2 separate regions of the Homo sapiens genome follow, and region 2 is linked to region 1. Evidence: read pairs that join two places in POLR2A ChIA-PET (ENCODE). Cell type or tissue: OCI-LY7. All regions are shown on one strand. Each heading gives the region's core, and the rest is flanking DNA. Links, peaks and the distances in the headings are about the cores only.

Evidence for each region. Peaks named below come from ENCODE experiments on the same cell type or tissue, not always from the same donor. Only the 100,000 strongest peaks of a DNase experiment are listed, where the experiment ranks them.
Region 2: POLR2A ChIA-PET joins it to region 1 with 10 read pairs; 6 of 35 experiments call an interaction of 5 or more read pairs at or near these places.

What each region holds. Positions count from the first base shown.
Region 1 is chr4:110,043,807-110,055,959 of GRCh38, reverse strand. It overlaps ELOVL6 (ELOVL fatty acid elongase 6), which reads left to right. Exons shown (of 4, transcript NM_024090.3): 4 at 4,198-10,114. The coding sequence ends at 4,622. Among named protein-coding and RNA genes, the nearest start is that of EGF, 140 kb to the right of the region's middle. RefSeq lists enhancers at 89-148, 559-608, 3,771-4,970. In OCI-LY7, for the core only: CTCF peaks have their summits at 5,622 and 5,821 (motif pointing left); a DNase peak (open chromatin) is centred at 5,829.
Region 2 is chr4:110,201,275-110,211,042 of GRCh38, reverse strand. No RefSeq gene overlaps it. Among named protein-coding and RNA genes, the nearest start is that of ELOVL6, 7.5 kb to the right of the region's middle. In OCI-LY7, for the core only: no CTCF peak of the experiment used is centred there; a DNase peak (open chromatin) is centred at 7,372; H3K4me3 peaks cover 1,412 bases; H3K27ac peaks cover 1,791 bases.

The sequences.
Region 1 (12,153 bases), core at 4,523-7,022:
AATAGCAAGAAGACCTTTCTGTTTCAGCAGAAAACCGTGAGCTCATTTCAGTGAATTATGGGGTTGTAGGCCACTAGAACAAGTGAGAGGAAAAGAGCCACTAACCTGCTTTGTGTGCCAAATCTCTGAGCACCTACTATTTGGATTATATTAAAACCCGCTGAGATTTTGTTTTGTTAAAACTTGGAAATATCTGCTCTGAGCCCAGGTCCTTGCTCAGTTGAGCATGTCATTGTTTTTGAAGCTCTGACTCAGCAGCACTCTAGCTAGCTCTGGGAAGAGGGACTCAGCTGTATGTGACAAACCACACACACAGAGTAGCCTCTCTGTGTCTCTTGGTGGCCAAGAACACCCTGGGGATTTCCAAATGCTTGTTGCTTTTCCTGCAGCTGCAAAGGTGTAGTTAAGAAGGGACACTTGGGTATAAGGAACAACATGCCCTGCCTGAAAGCTGTCTCTTGAATGAAAATAGTTGGACCAAAGGTTAGAGAAATCATGATACAGAGAACATGAGCCAGGAGGTAGCTAAAATGACAGGACTGAAACGTTCGAGAGTCTAAAGTCCCATTGCTTGTACTTGGCCAATGTCCTTCCCGTTATGCCAACAGGACATTTGAACAAGAAAGATTGACTGACCAACTCAAATACACAGTCCCTCTGATAGTTAACATTTCTGGGTCACTCTATAGCTTCTGGAAAGCCTGAAATTACCATGACTTGGCATGACTCTGGCTCATGACAAATTAAATGTGACATTATGTGGTTTCCCCAGAGGAAAAATAATTTGTACCTGCCAGAGTGGCCTGACTGATGCATCTCAGCTGCCATATCCAAGACCGTGAGAGGACTTGGTTAGCTCTTCTAGAGCCCCACCAGTTTCCCCCTGCCTGAGGGAAACTACCACTCTTTGGGTCAGCAGTCTGGGGGATAGTAACCCTGATAGGGTGTTGAATGGTGCTACTGATCAGCTCCAGAGCCATTGCTGGGAGATGATCAATTTCATTCCCGCACCCACCATCGTGCATATGTGTTCTGGAAAAAACTCCTAAGCAAATTTAAATTAATTTTGTTCTTGAGATTTCGGGACATGTTTTCCCCTCCTCCTACCCTCCACTCCACTCCCCTCCCTAAAGTAACTAGAAACACCCAGTGTATCTCAGTTAAACCTGAGATATACCCTCACCTCCAGACAGGAGAAACACAAAGCCATTCTTAACTCCAGAATTGTACCTTCCACTTTCCATCCCACACTAGCCCATTCTAATATGGTTTTTCTTAATCATTCTTTAGACAATAAAATTTTAATATAAAAGTGATGATAGGGTTAAACTAAAGAGTTAGGATGAAATGCATATTACTTTGACAAATTTATTATAATGTGTTTGGAATTGTATAGGGGTTTATATTTTAGTTAATGCTAAGAGACTCATGAAAGCATCTATTCAATTATGAATGACTAAACTTGTTTTAAACATACAGTATCTTGGACATCTACCTTCTTTACACTATGAACCAAGGTAGCTGGAATTGATTGTGTCTGCGTTATTGTCCACAGAGGGATTGGAGGAACAGAGTAGTACTTATACAGAAACGGTGGATCTCTGACAGATACAAAAATAGCACAGTTTAACACTGAAAAGTAGATCCCGGGTCTCCTGACACCAGTTTTGTCCCTTAAGTATATGTATGAGGGTTACCATCATCATCCATCATTATCAGTCTGCCTGACACTTATAGACACCATAAAAATCTGGCATCTTGCAAGAGAGAAGATGACTTCAACAAAAATTTGACAGTAGGTTCAGAAATATAACAACTGACAACTTTCCTATTTATTTAATTAATTTATTTATTTTTTGAGATGGAGTCTTGCCCTGTTGCCCAGGCCTAGAGTGCAATGGCATGATCTTGGCTCACTGCAACCTCCGCCTCCCCAGGTTCAAGTGATTCTCCTGCCTCAGCCTCCTGAGTAGCTGGGATTACAGGTGCCTGCCACAATGCCCAGCTAATTTTTTTTTTTTGAGATGGAGTCTCACTCTGTCGCCCAGGCTGGAGTATAGTGGCACAATCTCGGCTCACTGCAAACTCCACCTCCCGGGTTCATGCCATTCTCCTGCCTCAGCCTCCAGAGTAGCTGGGACCACAGGCACCCACCACCACACCTGGATATTTTTTTAATTTTATAGTAGAGATGGGGTTTCACCGTGTTAGCCAGGATGGTCTTGATCTCCTGACCTTGTGATCTGCCCACCTCGGGCTCCCAAAGTGCTGGAATTACAGGTGTGAGCCACCGTGCCAGCCTAATTTTTGTATTTTTAGTAGAGATGGGGTTTCGCCATGTTGGCCAGGCTGGTCTCGAACTCCTGACCTCAGGTGATCCCCCCGCCTTGGCCTCCCAAAGTGCTGGGATGACAGGTGTGAGTCACCACACCCGGCCAACTTTCTTTTTCTATTGTAAACAAATATGAAATAATAGTGTTTAACAGTTTAGTAGGAAAATAAACCAATAGCTCTCCTAATGCATGGAATGGGGCACCACCTGTATCTTTCCAGCCACTGCCATTAGAACCTTAGAAGTCTTTCCCCATAGTCCAGCATTCTTTGACCTTGCTGAGTGCAAGCGTTTTAGGCCATCTGTGAAGTACATGAGGGATAAGGTAGGAATAAGTACTAGTTTTTCTTTGTTTTGTTTTGTTTTGTTGCGCTTAATTAAATTTCAGAAGAAGAAGAAGAACCAGGGCCGGGTTCTCAGGGCGGTGGCTCACGCCTATAGTCCCAGCACTTTAGGAGGCCGAGGCTGGTGGATAGCTTGAGCTCAGGAGTTCAAGACCTCATCTCTACTAAAAAAGTTTTTTTAAATTAGCTGGGCATGGTGGCACATGCCTGCAGTCTCAGCTATTCCTTAGGCTGCAGTGGGAGGATCACTTGAGCCCAGGAGATCAAGTTTTCAGTGAGCTGCGATGGCACGTAGGTGACAGGGCAAGACCCTGTCTCAAAAACAAACAAAAAATTAAAAGAACCTTCTAGCTTTTGTTTTTTACACAAAAAGAAGCCAGGTTTGAGTTCACCAAAGGTCATGAAGGATGTCGATTTTTCCCATGTCTCATAACCATAGAGATAGGAAGGAGAAAGACGCATTCACCTGCATTAGCCTGTTTCTGTCACACATCCTAGCGTAACTTCCCTTATTTTCTTACTCGCTAATGTAATTGGGTATATTTTTCACTGGGCTTGCTCTTCATCCAATTTTACATAAATGTTCTACAGTCTATTTTCAGAGCCCTGAAACTTTTCAGTGAAGCATTGCAGATACATAGCATCTACCCACCTCAGCATAATTCTAGCTTTCATAATATAAATTCCCTGCCTCAGAAGCTATGGTCTTTTCCTTCAAAGGGATATTGTTAGACAAAATTTTGATAGATCCTGGAAATCTTTTCAGTTAATTCTGTAAAATGAAAACTGTTATTTTCAATTGCTCCTCACTTGATTCACTGGTATAAAATATTCCTATTACCCTTGTCAGCAAATGTGTATAGAAGAGGATTTTTGTCCCCCTTTTTCTGTCTTTTGTTTAGGTTTTACTTTTCTCACTGCCATTTGGCAAGGCTGTGTAATTTAGGGAGCTCACAAAGATATATGTTTGAGGGGTACCTTTTATCATGTACCAAAGAAAAATTATGGTTTTACTACTCTAGAGAAGCCTTAGAACATTTTGCTGGGCACTTGACTTCCAGTCTGTTTCCTTTGATTGATAAATGATCTAAGACAAGTCACCAGTCCCCTCCAGGTGGTATTTCCTAAAATGTATAGTTGAGTTGGGAGTTGGCAACATAGTTGTTAATGTCCCTTCCAGATCAATGATGGATAAGATTTTGTGTGAAATACCTTGAAAGAAACATTTGCTGCTTGCCTCCTGTGTGTGAAGAGAGCCATGCTGATTATCCTACTTAATCCTCAGGTGATTCCATGCTACTCTTTTAAATTATCACCATTTATATAGATGAGGAAACTAGAAATAGTGAGGATAACTAACTTGTCCAGGGTCACAGAGCTAGTAAGTACCAGTTCAGGGTTCTAATCCAGTCTATGTAACTCTCCAGTCCTAGCTCAGGATGTCTACCCTCTTACAAAACTGTAAGTCATCGTTACTGGTGGTCAAGGATCTCACGTACCTTCTTCCTCTTTGTCTTCCAGGAGATACAATATTCATTATTCTGAGGAAGCAGAAGCTGATCTTCCTGCACTGGTATCACCACATCACTGTGCTCCTGTACTCTTGGTACTCCTACAAAGACATGGTTGCCGGGGGAGGTTGGTTCATGACTATGAACTATGGCGTGCACGCCGTGATGTACTCTTACTATGCCTTGCGGGCGGCAGGTTTCCGAGTCTCCCGGAAGTTTGCCATGTTCATCACCTTGTCCCAGATCACTCAGATGCTGATGGGCTGTGTGGTTAACTACCTGGTCTTCTGCTGGATGCAGCATGACCAGTGTCACTCTCACTTTCAGAACATCTTCTGGTCCTCACTCATGTACCTCAGCTACCTTGTGCTCTTCTGCCATTTCTTCTTTGAGGCCTACATCGGCAAAATGAGGAAAACAACGAAAGCTGAATAGTGTTGGAACTGAGGAGGAAGCCATAGCTCAGGGTCATCAAGAAAAATAATAGACAAAAGAAAATGGCACAAGGAATCACACGTGGTGCAGCTAAAACAAAACAAAACATGAGCAAACACAAAACCCAAGGCAGCTTAGGGATAATTAGGTTGATTTAACCCAGTAAGTTTATGATCCTTTTAGGGTGAGGACTCACTGAGTGCACCTCCATCTCCAAGCACTGCTGCTGGAAGACCCCATTCCCTCTTTATCTATCAACTCTAGGACAAGGGAGAACAAAAGCAAGCCAGAAGCAGAGGAGACTAATCAAAGGCAAACAAAGGCTATTAACACATAGGAAAAAATGTATTTACTAAGTGTCACATTTCTCTAAGATGAAAGATTTTTACTCTAGAAACTGTGCGAGCACAACACACACAATCCTTTCTAACTTTATGGACACTAAACTGGAGCCAATAGAAAAGACAAAAATGAAAGAGACACAGGGTGTATATCTAGAACGATAATGCTTTTGCAGAAACTAAAGCCTTTTTAAGAAATGCCAGCTGCTGTAGACCCCATGAGAAAAGATGTCTTAATCATCCTTATGAAAACAGATGTAAACAACTATATTTCAACTAACTTCATCTTCACTGCATAGCCTCAGGCTAGTGAGTTTGCCAAAACCAAAGGGGGTGAATACTTCCCCAAGATTCTTCCTGGGAGGATGGAAACAGTGCAGCCCAGGTCCCATGGGGGCAGCTCCATCCCAGAGCATTTCTGATAGTTGAACTGTAATTTCTACTCTTAAGTGAGATATGAAGCATTATCCTTTTGTTCAGTTGCCCCGGGCTTTTGAACAGAAGAGTAAATACAGAATTGAAAAAGATAAACACTCAACCAAACAATGTGAAAACGGGTTCTGTAGTATTTGTAAAAAGGCCCGGCCCAGGACCACTGTGAGCTGGAAAAGGGAGAAAGGCAGTGGGAAAAGAGGTGAGCCGAAGATCAATTCGACAGACAGATGGTGTGTATGCCCCTCCCTGTTTGACTTCACACACACTCATAACTTTCCAAATGAAACCCCACAGTATAGCGCATATTTTCGATATTTTTGTGAATTCCAAAAGGAAATCACAGGGCTGTTCGAAATATTGGGGGAACACTGTGTTTCTGCATCATCTGCATTTGCTCCCCAAGCAATGTAGAGGTGTTTAAAGGGCCCTCTGCTGGCTGAGTGGCAATACTACAACAAACTTCAAGGCAAGTTTGGCTGAAAACAGTTGACAACAAAGGGCCCCCATACACTTATCCCTCAAATTTTAAGTGATATGAAATACTTGTCATGTCTTTGGCCAAATCAGAAGATATTCATCCTGCTTCAAGTCAGCTTCAGAAATGTTTTAAAAGGGACTTTAGCTCTGGAACTCAAAATCAATTTATTAAGAGCCATATTCTTTAAAAAAAAAAAGCTGGATAATATTCTCTGTAATATTTCAGTCCTTTACAAGCCAAATACATGTGTCAATGTTTCTAGTATTTCAAAGAAGCAATTATGTAAAGTTGTTCAATGTGACATAATAGTATTATAATTGGTTAAGTAGCTTAATGATTAGGCAAACTAGATGAAAAGATTAGGGGCTTCCACACTGCATAGATTACACGCACATAGCCACGCATACACACACAGACACACAGATGTGGGGTACACTGAACTTCAAAGCCCAAATGAATAGAAACACATTTTCTGGCTAGCAGAAAAAAACAAAACAAAACTGTTGTTTCTCTTTCTTGCTTTGAGAGTGTACAGTAAAAGGGATTTTTTCGAATTATTTTTATATTATTTTAGCTTTAATTGTGCTGTCGTTCATGAAACAGAGCTGCTCTGCTTTTCTGTCAGAGATGGCAAGGGCTTTTTCAGCATCTCGTTTATGTGTGGAATTTAAAAAGAATAAAGTTTTATTCCATTCTGTGTGAATGGTTTGAGCAGTGAACAAAGAATCCATGCAAACCAAGTCATGACTGGAAGAAATGGGGAGTGGGGGACAGTGCAGGGGAGGAAAGCTGTTACATCTATGTTAAATGATTGTGAGCAGTCTATAATGTCTTGATGTTGGTTCATAGGTGAGACACAACTGATGGAGGAATGTATTATAAATTATGCAAAATCTGACATGAGCTGAAAAGACAGGTCCTTTTATAAGAGCTAATAGATGCTTAGGATGCAAATGTTATTTTGAGCTTCGCAAATACATGATACCGTGCAATAAGCCTTTTTTCCTTATAACAGAAAATGAGAATAATTAAAATGAGGAGAAGGCCACATAACAGTTGACTTGAATTTAATTGAAGGACCCATTGGAGGCTCATCTGGTTGATTTAATTATTTAATTGAGTGATTTATTGCAGATCTCTTAATGCAGGTTAGAAACGGAAGTGAGCATAAACCTTAAAAAGACTCTAAATGATGCTTCCAAAGCACTTTCATTTTGGTATTAGGTTCATGTTTGTTTGTCTTTACTTGTAAAATAATTTGGAATTTTTGTTTACAGGGTGAATGTCTTAATAGTTTTAAAATTAGCTAAATATATCTAAAGGCATTTCCAATGTTTATCATGGGAGGAAAAAAGCCACATTTTTTTTAAAACAAAACAAAACAAAACAAAATTTTGGTAATATAGGTTCAATACACTGTTTTTAACATCTCAGCTTAGCCGCTTTAATCATATCAAGATATGAGGCTGGATCACTGGCCCATGACAAATCTGAAACCTACCAGAGAATTGACTGCTGCATAGATAATCCTGCTGCCAGTTAACATTCCAGAAAAACTTGGGCAGGCAAGTTTTTATAGCTGCCCCACTATGCTGCAATAGAGTATCTTTCTATTGAAGATTTTCCACTGCATCCCGATCCTACTATGGTGAAAGCATTGTTCTTGGGCTAAAAAAAAATCCTTTATTTCATACACACATGATTTCATACACTAGGTCTGAGCATCAAGCCAAGTCCATGAGTTTGCAATGAAGTTCTAGTGAGAAATGCTCTATTCATAAAGCAGGGGGTTTACGTGGACCTTCTAGTGTTGCTTATGGGAAAAGAGTAACTACCATATTACATCTAACGCAAGGCCAAAGTACCAAATTAAAACCATGGATTGAGGTGGTTATTCGAAGTCACTTACTCCCATCCTTCTAATTATGCTCCACTACAAAAGTAAGGGGAGAAGAGGGAATACTTTACATGTACATTGCTAGAGGGAAAAGAAAGGCTTGATTATATCCCCTCGCTTCTCCACCTCTCTGCTCATGTAAAGAAACTGATGAGAAAAGAGACTAATATGTCTAGACTGAGTTAGAAACTTCATATGAGTGGGTTTTGTAGAATTGATGGGAAAGACAGTGGGAACCTAGAAGAACAGAAAGAGACCCACAGAATGTCTTTCTTTTTTTTTTTTTTTTTTTTTTTGAGGTGGATTCTTGCTGTTGTTGCCCAGGCTGGAGTGCAGTGGCGCGATCTAGACTCACTGCAACCTCCGCCTCCCAGGTTCCAGCAATTCTCCTGCCTCAGCCTCCCAAATAGCTGAGGTTACAGGCGCCCGCCACCACACCCAGCTAATTTTTGTATTTTTAGTAGAGACAGGGTTTCACCATGTTGGCCAGGCTGGTCTCGAGCTCCTGACCTCAGGGGATCCACCCGCCTTGGTCTCCCAAAGTGCTGGGATTATAGGCGTGAGCCACCGTGCCTGGCCCAGAATGTTTTTTTAAATCAGATGTAGCATCTTCATAAGGTAAAGCCTGTCACATCAGAGTAACAAAGCTCCTGGAGTACAGTGATGCTAGAGTAGAATGTTCCAGAAGTCTGGCCATAGCCCCAGCTTCTGAATTACCTGGGAGAGACAAGATGCTCAGGTTACTATTTTTTCTTTATTCTGATAGTACAGCCTCTACTCAGAGACCACGGTGTGTGTCACACAACCGAGGCAGCTAGGGCATATTCTGAGGGCTTTTTTTTTTTTTTGGTTTCCTTAATGATTCTTTAACAGAGTAACTGGATTGGCCAAGGTCTGATTCAAGAGGCTGTGAGGAGAGTAGAGAACAAATAGACTTTGCCTCTCAGAGTTCAGAGCTTTAAGTTGTATAAGCATGGTCCATGTCCACCTCTTGTAGACACTTATTCCTTAAAAGTTTCCATCATGAAAAATAATATCATGTCAAAATTTTATAAGCACCCAGAATGTCCCAGTAGTCAAATGTAGTGTCTTTCTCCAGTCTCTGTTTTCGATAATAAATACCTTGCTCTCAATTTAGGATGATCGTAAAGCCTATGTTCATGCTGTGAGTCATTGTCTCCCACAGCTTTTGAAACATCGTTCTTTGTCTTTTCTATACAACACCTGATTCTTTGTGCCTCAGACTCATTGCTATCAGGAAGAGACTTTGCCAAGATCCACCACCACATTTGGCCAGTAGTGTATACACATTAAAGTGAGAGCTGATGAAATCACAATGCTCTATTTTGTTCCGACAATCAGTATGAAGGGGTAGGTCCCAGTTTGCCAATGAGCAACAGCCTCTGTATGCTGGTGTCCAAGACTTACACAAAACAAGTGTCAGTGCAGTCACAGCATTTTCTTGAATGCTGTTGTGACAGACTCCAGTTATAAACATCTGCGAGCCATATGGCACAACTCATAGCTAAAGAGGCCGGTACAGGGCACATGCACAGAGCTTTGAAGAACATACACAAACCTGTTGAATCAAGTTACTTTCCTCATCCTCAGAGACTTTGACAATTCAGAGCTCACAGATGGCAGGGGGAATTCTCAGGCTTCCCTTCCTCCTGATTGACACTTTTTAAAGGAAGTGATGTGGAAGTTGTTCTAGAAGTTAGATGGACAGTGGGAGCACATTCGTGAGTGGGGCTTGGGAGAGCTCAAAAGTGGCACTTTGATTTTAGGCTGGGCAGGCAGAAGTCTCACAGTAAAATATATTTCACTAGACGTCCAAACCAACACTGCATTGTAGTAACCTCTTCTGAAGTAACTGGTTAAATTAATAACTGGTCCCATAAGTCAGGGTCAAGCCACATTTATAACCCATTCGGGCCGGCCATGAAGGGTTCTGACTCGACATTGGTATTTAAATGCTGTTACTTTCCCAATGCTTAGTAGCACTTGAGACTTTATTTCCATCGACAAAAACTAAGAAGGCCACAGAAGTAGCCTAACAGTCCTCCCTGGTCATACTCGTTTCAAACAGGTCTGCCTGTCTAGACATATTCAGGCAGGAGGTTGCTTGCTGCTATCTTGAAAACCACTGGAAGATTCAGCTTCTTGGGGACCTCAGAGCCCATATTCATATGGAAGCCCACCCATATAAGCCTCACAGAGCAAATCACAGCAATGTTGAAGTTGTTATTTTCAAGTGCTTATTTCACGACATTAAAAAAAATATTTTTTCCTGGTGTATTAAAATTAAAAATAAAATCATAACTTTTGATTTAAAATCAAACTGTGTTTCTGTTTTCTCTTACTCTGGGCAATTTAAATGGGACATCTAGGACACTGAGGGTTCCTCAAATACTCAGAAATGCCATTTCCACACTTGACACCCATAGGCTTGGGGCACAGAGATGAGTCACTAAAACTCCTCGCTTTCTAGTAGAGCCCAAAGATGCTGTAGCCCTCAACTACTACTGACTAAATGTCCATAAGATGTCCAGCCCTTCAGTAATGCCTTTCATTGATAGATTGATAGAGCATCTTACAATTCATATGCTTTCTACCTCTGTTGGTTCACCAGAGCAATTTTTTTGGGGGGTGGGGGGGATAGAGTCTTGCTCTGTCCCCCAGGCTGGAGTGCAGCAGCAAGATCTTGGCTTACTGCAACTTCTGCCTCCTGTGTTCAAGCAATTCTTCTGCCTCAGCCTCCTGAGTAGCTGGGATTACAGGGGCGCACCACCACGCCTGGCTTTTTGTATTTTTAGTAGAGACTGGGTTTCACCATGTTGGTCAGGCTGGTCTCGAACCCCTGACCTCATGATCCGCCTGCCTCGGCCTCCCAAAATGCTGAATTACAGGCATGAGCCACTGCGCCCGGCCGCCAGAGCAGTCTTAATGGGGCAGATGGTCTAAATTGAAACTCCATTTTTATAGATGAGAAAAATGTGCTTGTTAGATCCAGTGTTACAGAAGTGAGATTTGGACATAATCTTAGCTTGGATTTTGCTGCAGCCATTCAATATTTTGAAAAGAATGAGAATATAAATGAATAAAATTCTAATACTTGGCACTATTGGACAGAGCGTCTCAGGACAAAATATATTTTAGGGAAAACAACGGGTACAGCACCTCCTTCTTAGTTAATGGTGCAATAGGTTACTCACGCCTGCCAGATACTAGTAGGAGTAATCCAAGTCATCCACTCCCTGATCCCTAAATAATTTAGCCTTCAAATTCCAGTGTTCTGGAAAGTTCTTTGGCACACTTTATAGGTGAAATAGTTTGTCATTCTTCATCACCTTTTGGCACATTGTTACAATGTGTACAAAAGCAATGTCCCTACAGCATTTATATTTAAAACCCAAGAAACCGTTATTTGTGCAGGTTTCTCATGGCCAAATTATTGCCTCTTTTCACATCTCAGAATTGTTAAGATGGAACTTTGCAATCTATTTAATGTATTTTCTTAACTTAGGGTCAAATGGGGAAAAATCCATCCTGCACACAAAGTGTTTTTATTAACTTCAAAAAGGGATGGGGAGGGGGAGGAAAATCAGACTTCAGGGAGCGTTTCTGTTTTGTTATCAAAGTCCCAGAAACCTAATACAGATGATAGTGCCATCATGTAGCTTCTGTTACATGTCTCAAAAAGTGGATGTTTCAGAAATTAATAAAGCAAGCATTAAAACATACAAGCATATCACTGTCTAGCCAACAAAAATGCTGTACTTATGGAACTCCAAGACCAAGATATAATAGAGCAGGTTTCCTATGAAAGAACAAAAACGGGTTCACAACACCAATATTTTGGGAATGTAACCACTCCTGGCTGGTTGTTTTTTTTTTTTTTTTTTTTTTTTTTTTTAGAATAAATGAATTTAGGTGGGTGTTCTAAATCAATGGGCAAGACAGTTAAAATAACTGAAACAGCTCCTCACTGGTTGGTCTGCAGCTGATTAATCTCCAGCCTCGGTAGGTCTGGGACAGGGTCTCAGTTATTACCAGACACTGCTACCTGAGACCAAACAGGGAGACCCAGCTGAGTGCAGGGACTTACACAGCGTGTGTGTGGAGGAGGAGGGGCTACATTGTGTCCCCCCAGCCTCACAAAACTAGATACACACGTCCAGAATTCACATGTGCCCTCTGCCCGTAGCACCATCTCACTAAGCAAAGGACTCCAGGCAAGACGAGGAGCCCTAGGTCAGGAAAGATTGGACGCTACTGATCTAAAAGAGACTGTTATCTAATTAATTATCCCATTTTATCCCTTTTATATTTTTATATCTGTTTTATTTGTTTATTATTTCTTTTTTGAGACCATGTCTT
Region 2 (9,768 bases), core at 5,880-8,379, 150 kb before region 1:
TTTCCTTCCTCAGCTTCCCGAGTAGCTGGGATTACAGGCATGCCTCACCATGCCTGGCTAATTTTTTTTGTATTTTTAGTAGAGACAGGGTTTCACCATGTTGGCCAGGCTGGCCTCGAACTCCTGACCTCAGGTGATCCACCCGCCTCAACCTCCCAAAGTGCTGGGATTACAGGTGTGAGCCACCACGCCTGCTCCTGTCACTCACTATCAAAGTGAAATTCTTAACTTGGCCAGGCACGGTGGCTCATGCCTATAATCCCAACACTTCAGGAGGCCGAGGCGGGTGGATCACCTGAGGTCAGGAGTTCAAAACTAGCCTGGCCAACATGGTGAAACCCCATCTCTACTAAAAATATGAAAATTAGCTGGGCTGAGGCAAGAGAATTGCTTGAACCTGGGAGGTGGAGTTTGCAGTGAGGCAAGATCATGCCACTCCACTGCAGCCTGAGAGACAGAGTGAAACTCCATCTAAAAAAAAAAAGAGGCTAGGCATGGTGCCTCACGCCTGTAATCCCAGCACTTTGGGAGGCTGAGGCGGGCAGATCACCTGAGGTCGGGAGTTCAAGACCCTGACAAACATGGAAAAATACCATCTCTACTAAAAATACAAAATTAGCCAGGTGTGGTGGCACATGCCTGTAATCCCAGCCACTCGGGAGACTGAAGCAGGAGAATCACTTGAACCCAGGAGGCAGAGGTTGTGGTGAGCCGAGATCGCACCATTGCACTCCAGCCTGAGCAAAACTCCATCTCAGAAAAAAAAAAAAAAAAAGAAAGAAAGAAATTTTTAACTCACAAACTTCAGGTTTCTGGCAGAAACTGTTTTCAGTGTTGAAAGCACTTGCTTACAGTGTTGTGAAAACTCCAGGGTAAAACTGGACTTTTTTTTTTTTCTTTTTTTTTTTAAGACGGAGTCTCACTCTGTTGCCCAGGCTGGAGTGCAATGACATGATCTCGGCTCACTGCAACCTCTGCCTCCCGGGTTCAAGCGATTCTCCTGCCTCAGACTCCCGAGTAGCTGGAATTACAGGCGTGCACCACCACGCCCATCTAATTTTTGTATTTTTAGTAGAGACAGGGTTTCACCATGTTGGCCAGGATGGTCTCGATCTCCTGACCTCATGATCTGCCCACCTCAGCCTCCCAAAGTGCTGGGATTACAGGCGTAAGCCACTGTGCCCGGCTAAAAACTGGACTTGTAAGTGCCTATCACATTTCCTTCTTATACTTTTTAAAAATCCAATTTGGTCCTCTTAACTGTTGTACTCATGGTTCTTTTAGTTAAACTTTTGTAGGTATCTACCTTGGGATGTAAGTCTCTTTTTATGTAATTATTTGTACTCCTCTAATTTATAAAATATTTAGTATCTTTTATATGTACCTCAAATTCCTCCAAGATCAATAAGGAATGTTTGTTGATACAATACATTTTATGGGACAGGTTTATTTGTATCCCCCTAGTAATTCATCATAGGAATATGGTATTTAGGGCCGAGGTTCATATTCCTTGAGAATTTATCAACTATGGCAGGTATTAACCAACTTAATAGATGATGATTTAATTTAATCCTCACAGCAATCTTGTGAAGTTTGTACCATTATCATTCCCACTTTCTATATTTAAAAAGAAAGTAAGAAAGAAACAAAGGAAACATGTTTTAAAGAATGTAAGCAACTTGCCCAAAGTCAGAATTAGTGGATGGAATTGTAACCCAGATATATTTTTCTTCCTAGAAATTGTGATGTTCAGAGAGGTCTAAAGTGAAATAGTCAGGAAATGAATATTGATTTTTCTCTTCTGAGGCAGTTACTAGTTTCTGGATTAATTTTTTATTTGCAAAAATTAAGAACACACCAAAAAAGCCTTTCCTTTTTACAAAACACAATGGTGTCAGACTTAAATTTTTTTCTGCAATTAGGTGGACAGCAAAGTTCAGTAGGGGGAAAAAATCAGATGCGATTCCTGTATTGACAACCTCTGTAGGTAGGACCAGAATGAAAGTGCAACATGTAACTGTATTTGGAGTAGTATTTCTGACCAGGCACTGTGACTCATGCCTGTAATCCAGCATTTTGGGAGGCTGAGGCATGTGGATCCCAAGGTCAGGAGTTCGAGACAAGCCTGGCCAATATGGTGAAACCCCGTTTCTGCTTAAAAATACAAAAAAATTAGCCAGATGTGGTGGCACACGCCTGTAATCCCAGCTACTCGGGAGCCTGAGGCAGGAGAATTGCTTGAACCCGGGAGGCAGAGGTTGCAGTGAACCGAGATCGTGCCATTGCACTCCAGCCTGGGCGACAGAGTGAGATTTCATCTCAAAAAAAAAAAAAAAAAAAAAAGAGTAGTATTCCCTTTCCAGTTGTGCCCTTTGCTCAGACTTAATGTCAGCTTGCGGGCACCAAAGAAGATACATGAAGAAATTATGACTCAGATCCCTGTATCTCCCGTGGGGTAAATACAGGTCAACTAGTTAGGAAGCAAGAAAAAATAAATCCACCCATTTGAGGTTTGTTTTTCAGTTTAGAAATCTCTAGAACTGTGGAAATAGCTATGTAATCCTGGGGTGATGTGGGGGTTTGGATCAGAACTCCCAGGTGCAAGCTAAGTAGGTACCTGAGTCCTATTCTCTTAGGAAACAGGGATCAGGTATTCTTTAGATATCTGGACCAATAGATGCCCTACATACTGTAGATAACTAATAAAGCCTGGCTCTGTGTTGATTATGTTGGCCAAGGATTGCTAAATTTACATCAGGACTTCCCATACTGGTCCATGGACTTAGTGATTCTGAGTTTACTGCAACAGGTCCTTAGCTTGCCGTAGGCTGAAAGAGTAATATGCGTCATAAATATATGCACAGTTATCTTTTTTTTTTTTTTTTAGACAGTCTTGCTCTATCACTCAGGCTGGAGTGCAGTGGCATGACATGGCTCACACTGCAGCCTTGACCTCCTGGGCTCAAGAGATCCTCCCACTATAGCCTCCCAAGTCGCTGAGACTACTACTACTAATGTATGCCACTATACACAACTAATTTTTAAGATTTTGGGGTCAGGCACAGTAGCTTAGGCCTGTAATCCCAGCACTTTGGGAGGCCGAGGTGGGTGGATCACCTGAGGTCAGGAGTTCGAGAGCAGCCTGGTCAATATGGCAAAACTCAATCTCTACTAAAAACACAAAAATTAGCTGGGTGTGGTGGTATGCGCCTGTAGTCCCAGCTACTTGGGAGGCTGAGGGAGGAAGATCGCTCGAACCTAGGAGGTGGAGGTTCCAGTGAGCCAAGATTGTGCCACTGCACTCCAGCCTGGGAGACAGAGTGAGACTCCATCTCAAATAAATAAATAAATAAATACATACATACTTTTTTTTTTTTTGTAGAGACGGGATCTTGCCCGGGCTGGTCTCGAACTTCTAGGCTCAATCAATCCTCCCACCTTGGTTTCCCAAAGTAGTGGGATTACAGGTGTGAGCCACCTCGCCTGGACTCTTCTACATGTATGAAGATGCTGTTGTAATTAATAAACTACAGAAATGCCACCCATTACTGAATTCACAGTGGCTTTTTGACTATACAGGGTTATGGCATGGAAGCCAGACTTTGGAATCAGACAGATTGGGCAATCTAACCTAGCCATTTGGCAAATTAGACAGGATCCTTAAAATTTCCAAACTCCACTTTCCTCATCTATAAAATGGAGTTATTGCATGGAGTTGTTATAAGGATGAAATGAGACAATGCATGTAAGGTCTTAACAGCAGATGCTCAATAAATGAGATCTATTATTACTTCTATCAACATGTACTTTTCTAAATCAACTGATAGTCTCATATAGGAGTCTATCTGGATCTTTTTCTCATCCATCTATTGGGATGGTGCAAATTTCTTCCCTATTTGCAGATGTTTCCCTCTCAATAAGACATCAATATTCTATCATGTGTGTTGAAAATATCTTATTCTCTAGTACAAATTTGCAGCTTCTAATAAGCCTACGTTGTAGGTTTTGTTTCCAGAGTTAGAATCAAATATTGAAACTAGTTCAGGGCAAAAGAGACGTATTTTCCATCCCCATGTAAGTTAATAAAGAAAAGCTCTTTATAAATATTCAGTTGGTCAATGTTCCCTGAGAGTAAGAGGAGGTGATGAAGAGGAAAAAAGGTAAATTATGTCAATTGGATTCATCCTGTTCTATGGTCTAAAGTTGAGAAGAAATGTCTCTTTTTGGCTAAAAATACACACTCTCTGGCCTGCGAGTGGGAGGAGGACTCAACTGTGGTGGTTAAGAAGATGGATCCAGAGTATCTGGATTTAGATTTTGACTTTACAGCTAAAGAATTGAGAGCTCTTGGGCTGACTACTTAACATCAGTGTGCTTCAGCTTCACATCTGTAATTTGGAATAATGACAGAAAACATACAAGCTGGTGTCATGGGAGGAAGGCTGCTGGGGAGCCATGGTCAGGAGATTGAATAGTGTCCCTTCCTCCAAATTCATGTCCACCTGGAACATCAGAATGGGACCTTATTTGGAATAAGGGTCTTTGCAGACATAATAAAGATAAGGATCTAAATGAGATGATACTAGATTAGGGTGGATCCTAAATCCAATGAAAGTGAGTTTATAAGAAATAGAAAGAAGACAGAAAGACGGAGAGAAGAGGGTGATGTGAAGATGGAGGCAGAAATTGGAGTAATGTGTCTACAAGCCAAGGAATGCCACAGTTTGCCAGCAACCACCAGAAGCTAGTGGTATGGGACAATTTCTTCCTCAGAGCCTCCAGAAGCCAACTCTGCAGACATCTTGATTTCTTTTTCTCCCTAAACTGATCAGCAGTATTTTGATTATTTTTTTCCTGACACCTGGATTTTGGACTTCTAACCTCCAGAATGACATGAGAATACATTTTTGTTATTTTTAAGCCATCAAGTTTGATCAAGTTTGTGGTAATTGTTATGGCACCCTAAGAAACTTTGGCTTCAGGAAGTCATCGTTCCTGCGATCAAGGGATTTTTAATTTCCTACATGGGAGAGGATGATGAGCTAAGGGCCTGAGGTTTATAAAAGCTTTGATAACAAGGACTTCAAGAGGTTAGGAGACAAGAAAGAGAGAAATCATCTCTGTGAACAGGGAAGGCTTTAAGTAGGAAGTCGTTCGTAAGTATCCAAAGAGTGGACTGATTTTGACAGGTAGGAATGGGACAGGTGGGGTTAGGAGGGGAGGATATTGATATTCCAAACAGAGGGAACTGATGGAGAAATGCAGCAGAGATAGCAAAGTTTGAGGTGGTCAGATGACATCAAGTGGTTCAGCTTGGTTGGAGTCGGCCTAAGGAAAGAGGCCTGGAAAAGCAGATTAGTGTTAGAAGTTTCCGAAAATAATGTATGTGTATTTTAACATATTTGTATGTCACAAAAATTGGGGGCTGGTATGAAGATCCTCCAGCATAGTACTGGTTATTTTATGTATAGAAAGAAAATTAGGCTGGGTGAGGTGGCTCACGCCTTGTAATTCCACCATTTTGGGAGACTGAGGCGGGAGGATCTCTTGAGCTCAGGAGTTTGAGAGCAGCCTGGGCAACGTGGTGAGACCTCATTTCTACAAAACATTTTTTAAAAATTAGCAGGGCTTGGTGGTGGGTGCCCGTAGTCCCAGCTACTTGGGAAGTTGAGGCAAGAGGTTCACTTGAGCCCAGGAGTTCAAGGATGAGGTGGGCCATGATTACACCACCACACTCCATTCAGCCTGGGCAACAAAGCTAGACTGTCTCAAAAAACAAAAACAAAAACAAAGAAAAGAAAAGAAAATTAAAGGATCAATTTACTTTCCCTAAAGTCAGATACCTGTCTGTAAAAGAGCCAAGACTAAAACCTGTATACCTTGTTTAGTAGTCAAGTCATCTTTGCAGTAAATCTTTCTGTCTTTCAAATACTCCTCCTTCTCTTCTGGCTTAATTTTTATTTTTTTCTCGAGACAGAGTCTAGCAATGTCTCTCAGGCTGGATTGCAGTGGCGCCATCTCAGCTCACTGCAACCTCTGCCCCCCGGGTTCAAGCGATTCTCCTGCCTCAGCCTCCCAAGTAGCTGGGATTACAGGCGCCCGCCACCACGCCCAGCTGATTTTTTGTATTTTTAGTAGAAACGGGGTTTCACTATGTTGACCAGGCTAGTCTCAAACTCTTGACCTCATGATCCGCCCACCTCGGCCTCCCAAATTTTTAAAAGTTTACTACCAAATATAAATTAACTGTTACTTTTTGAGCCCCAGTTATTTATATTCAATATTAGCTACCTATCTAGTTATGGTTAGAAACACACACAATAAATCTTTTCATAAAAATTCTTAGTGGTGTTGCTGGGCACCCTCCCAACATTCCCTCCCATCTTTCCTAACCTTACTGTATGTCTTGTAATTGAAAATAAGTCTAGAAAAATCACCATTTTATATGTTTAGCTTCTAATATTATGTTACATGTTAAGTTGTTCAGTATAGAAAATTACAAATAGAAAAGTGACTCATTATTTCACAGCTCAGGTATTCCTGTTGATTTTTTTTCTTTTTTTTTAAATGAAATCAAGTTCATGGTAAGAAAATTCTAGCACTACAGAAAAATAAAGTACAGAAACCGTCTTTTGTTTGCTCTCAGGTTTTTTCTCAATGTATACATCACCAATTAATTCTTGTTTTTGTCTTTCCAGAAAAAAAAAGTACAGTGTAGATGTTTCTCTTTTCTTTTCTTTCTTTCTTTTTTTTTTTTTTAGCTGATGTCTTGCTCTGTTGCCTTAGGTTGGAGTGCAGTAACACTAACATGGCTCAAGACCACAGGCTTGTGCCACCACATCTGGCTAATGATTTTTTAAAAATTATTATTATTATTATTTTCTTTTTGTAGAAACAGGGTTTCACTATGTTGCCTAGGCAGTCTCAAACTCCTGAGCTCAAGCGATCCTCCTTCCCCAGCCTCCCAAATGGCTGGCATTACAGGTGTGAGCCACCACATCCGGCCTTACATGTTTTCCTCTTTTTTTCCTCCCCAACCACTACAACGAGAGATGTTTTTTTCTTAATGCGACACTATATACACAATGTCCTGTGCCTTGCTTTTTCATTTTCCTTGAACATTTATCAGAAATCTCTTTTGATGTTGCAACCTACAGAGCCTTTTTTAAAAGACTTTATACTATTCAATTATAAGGGTGTGTCACCATTTATTTAATCAGCCTCCTATTTGTTAGGGTCCACCCAACCGGACTGTTTCCCCCTCCCCTAGACCTAAGCCTCAAAGGCCAAAAGTAAAACCCACTACCCTAAACCTTCCTGTAACTGTCTGACCAGAGGCCAGCTGTTCCAGGATGCAGTCAAGACATCTACCTCCACGCCTGGTGCTCAGAGAACGTTTTACACCCCCTTTTTGCCATACAGTCCCAATTCTGCCTCCCTAGCCAAGGTATATTCTTTCTATGCAGCACCTCCACCTGCTTCTGTCTACCCACCAACTGTACAGGCACCTGTACACTGGTCTTCCTCAGCCCTAAAATAGACATAGCTCCAGGAGAAAACCTGCCCCTCCAAACCCTAAATACTCAAATCCCACACAGCAGGCGCCAGGCCATACAACTTATCCCACTATTTGTAGACCTAGGCATCACAGTGGCCGCAGGTACAGGGGTAGCAGGAATCGCAACCTCCTCTTATTACCATAAAACCTTATCAAAAGACCTTTCAGATGGTATAGACAACCTTGCAACTTCCATATCCCCTTACAAGCTCAGCTGGACTCCCTAGCGGCAGTCGCCTTACAAAATCAGAGAGGTCTCAACCTACTTACCACCGACAAAGGAGGATTCTGCATTTTCCTAGATGAAGAATGCTGCTTTTATTTTAACCAGTCAGGCTTAGTTCAGGATGCAGTAAAAAACAAACAAACAAACAAACAAAATCTCAAAGATCGAGCCCAAAAGATCAGGGAAAGCAGCTCCTCTACGTGGCCCTCTTGATCTCTCAGCACCTGGGCCGCCTGGCTACCCTCTCTCCTTGGACCTGCTGTAATCCTTTTTCTCCTCCTAATCTTAGGTCCTTGCCTAATACTCCTCTTCACCCAGTTTTTGCAGAATCGTATCCATGCCTTTGCCCATGGAACCATACAGGTCATGATGTTACTCCAGGAGTATCAACACTTTCAAAACCAAAGCCAACCTCCACTTTCCAGCCTTTCCCCTAGCCCCTGCCCACTCTCAGCCTGAAGCAGTCTGATGAAATCAATGCCCCTTCTCTATCATCTGTTAAAAGGCTGGAATGTTAGGGTCCACCCAACTGGACTGTTTCCCGCTCCCATAGACCTAAGCCCCAAAGCCCCACCTGTAACTGTCGGACCCGAGGCCAGCTGTTCCAGGATGCGGTCAAGAAGTCTACCTTACACAACAGAACTGGCAAGAAAAACAACTCCAGGAAGCGGTCAGACACCTGGCACAAAGGATCCCCTACTCCCTGGCCTTTTCTTTTTCCTTCACCCTGACCCAGTTATATGCCCTATAAAACCTTGCTATATAGCCTGTAAGCGGGGCTGCCTCCTCTGCTTTTGTCAAGAGGTAGCCCACCAGGACTGACAATGAATCACATTGACTTGAGTCTATTGACCTCATTCCTTTCTTGGCTGTCCTTCCAATTATCCCTTAAACTATTATTTTCAGTGTTTTATTATAAACAGTGCTGAATATATTTGTGGGGGTTTTCTTTGTTGGTGTTGTCATTTTTTGAGACAAGGTCTCACTCTGTCATTCGGGCTGGAGTGCAGTGGCGCAATCATGGCTCACTCCAGCCTTGACCTCCCCAGGCTCAGGTGATCTTCCCACTTCAGCCTGCTGAGTAGCTGGGAATATAGACACATGCCACCATGCTCAGCTAATGTTTTTGTATTTTTTTTTTTTGTAGACACAGGTTTTCACCATCTTGCCCAGGCTGGGCTTGAACTCCTGGGCTCCAGCAATCAGCCCACCTCGCCCTCCCAAAGTGCTGGGATTACAAGCATAATGCCAGCCCAATGCTGAATATCTTAGACATATATCCGGAATGTTTCGGTGAGTATATCCATAGCAGTGAATTTACTAGGAATTATCATGCTATTATTCGGTTTAACATTCTTTTATCCTCCTCCACTCCACTGCAGTTGAGAATAAAATCTAAACACCTTATCTTGATTTACCTGTGGCCAAGATCTGACCCCTGCCTGTCTCTTCAACCTGTTTCTTTCAATTACTCCTTACTGATGGCCTGAAGCCACACCAGCCTTTTGTCCTCAATCCCGCAAATTTATTCTTTTCCTAGGAGCCTTTGTACTTGCTCATTCTTCTTTGTAACACTTCTGCAAGAGGTGGCTGGCTCTTTGCCAGCGGGGTCTCAACTCAAAGTCCTTCTCCCTGAGGCCTTCCAGGTTTAAATGAGCACTCCCAGGCCTTCATGTCATGCTGTTAAATTGTAATCCTAGCATTTCATTCTCTAAGAAATTATTTTGTCTTCCCTTCTGGAATGTAAGCTCCAAGTGCGCAAGAGCCCTGTTTGTCTCATTTGTGAGTCCCAAGAGCTCAGATGAGTATGTACTCAAAATATATCTGGTAGGCCAAGTGCGATGGCTCACGCCTATAATCCTAGCACTTTGGGAGACTGAGGCAGGCAGATCACCTGATGTCAGGGGTTCAAGACCGTCCTGGCCAACATGGTGAAACCCTGTCTGTACTAAAAATACAAAAATTAGCTGGGCATGGTGGCACA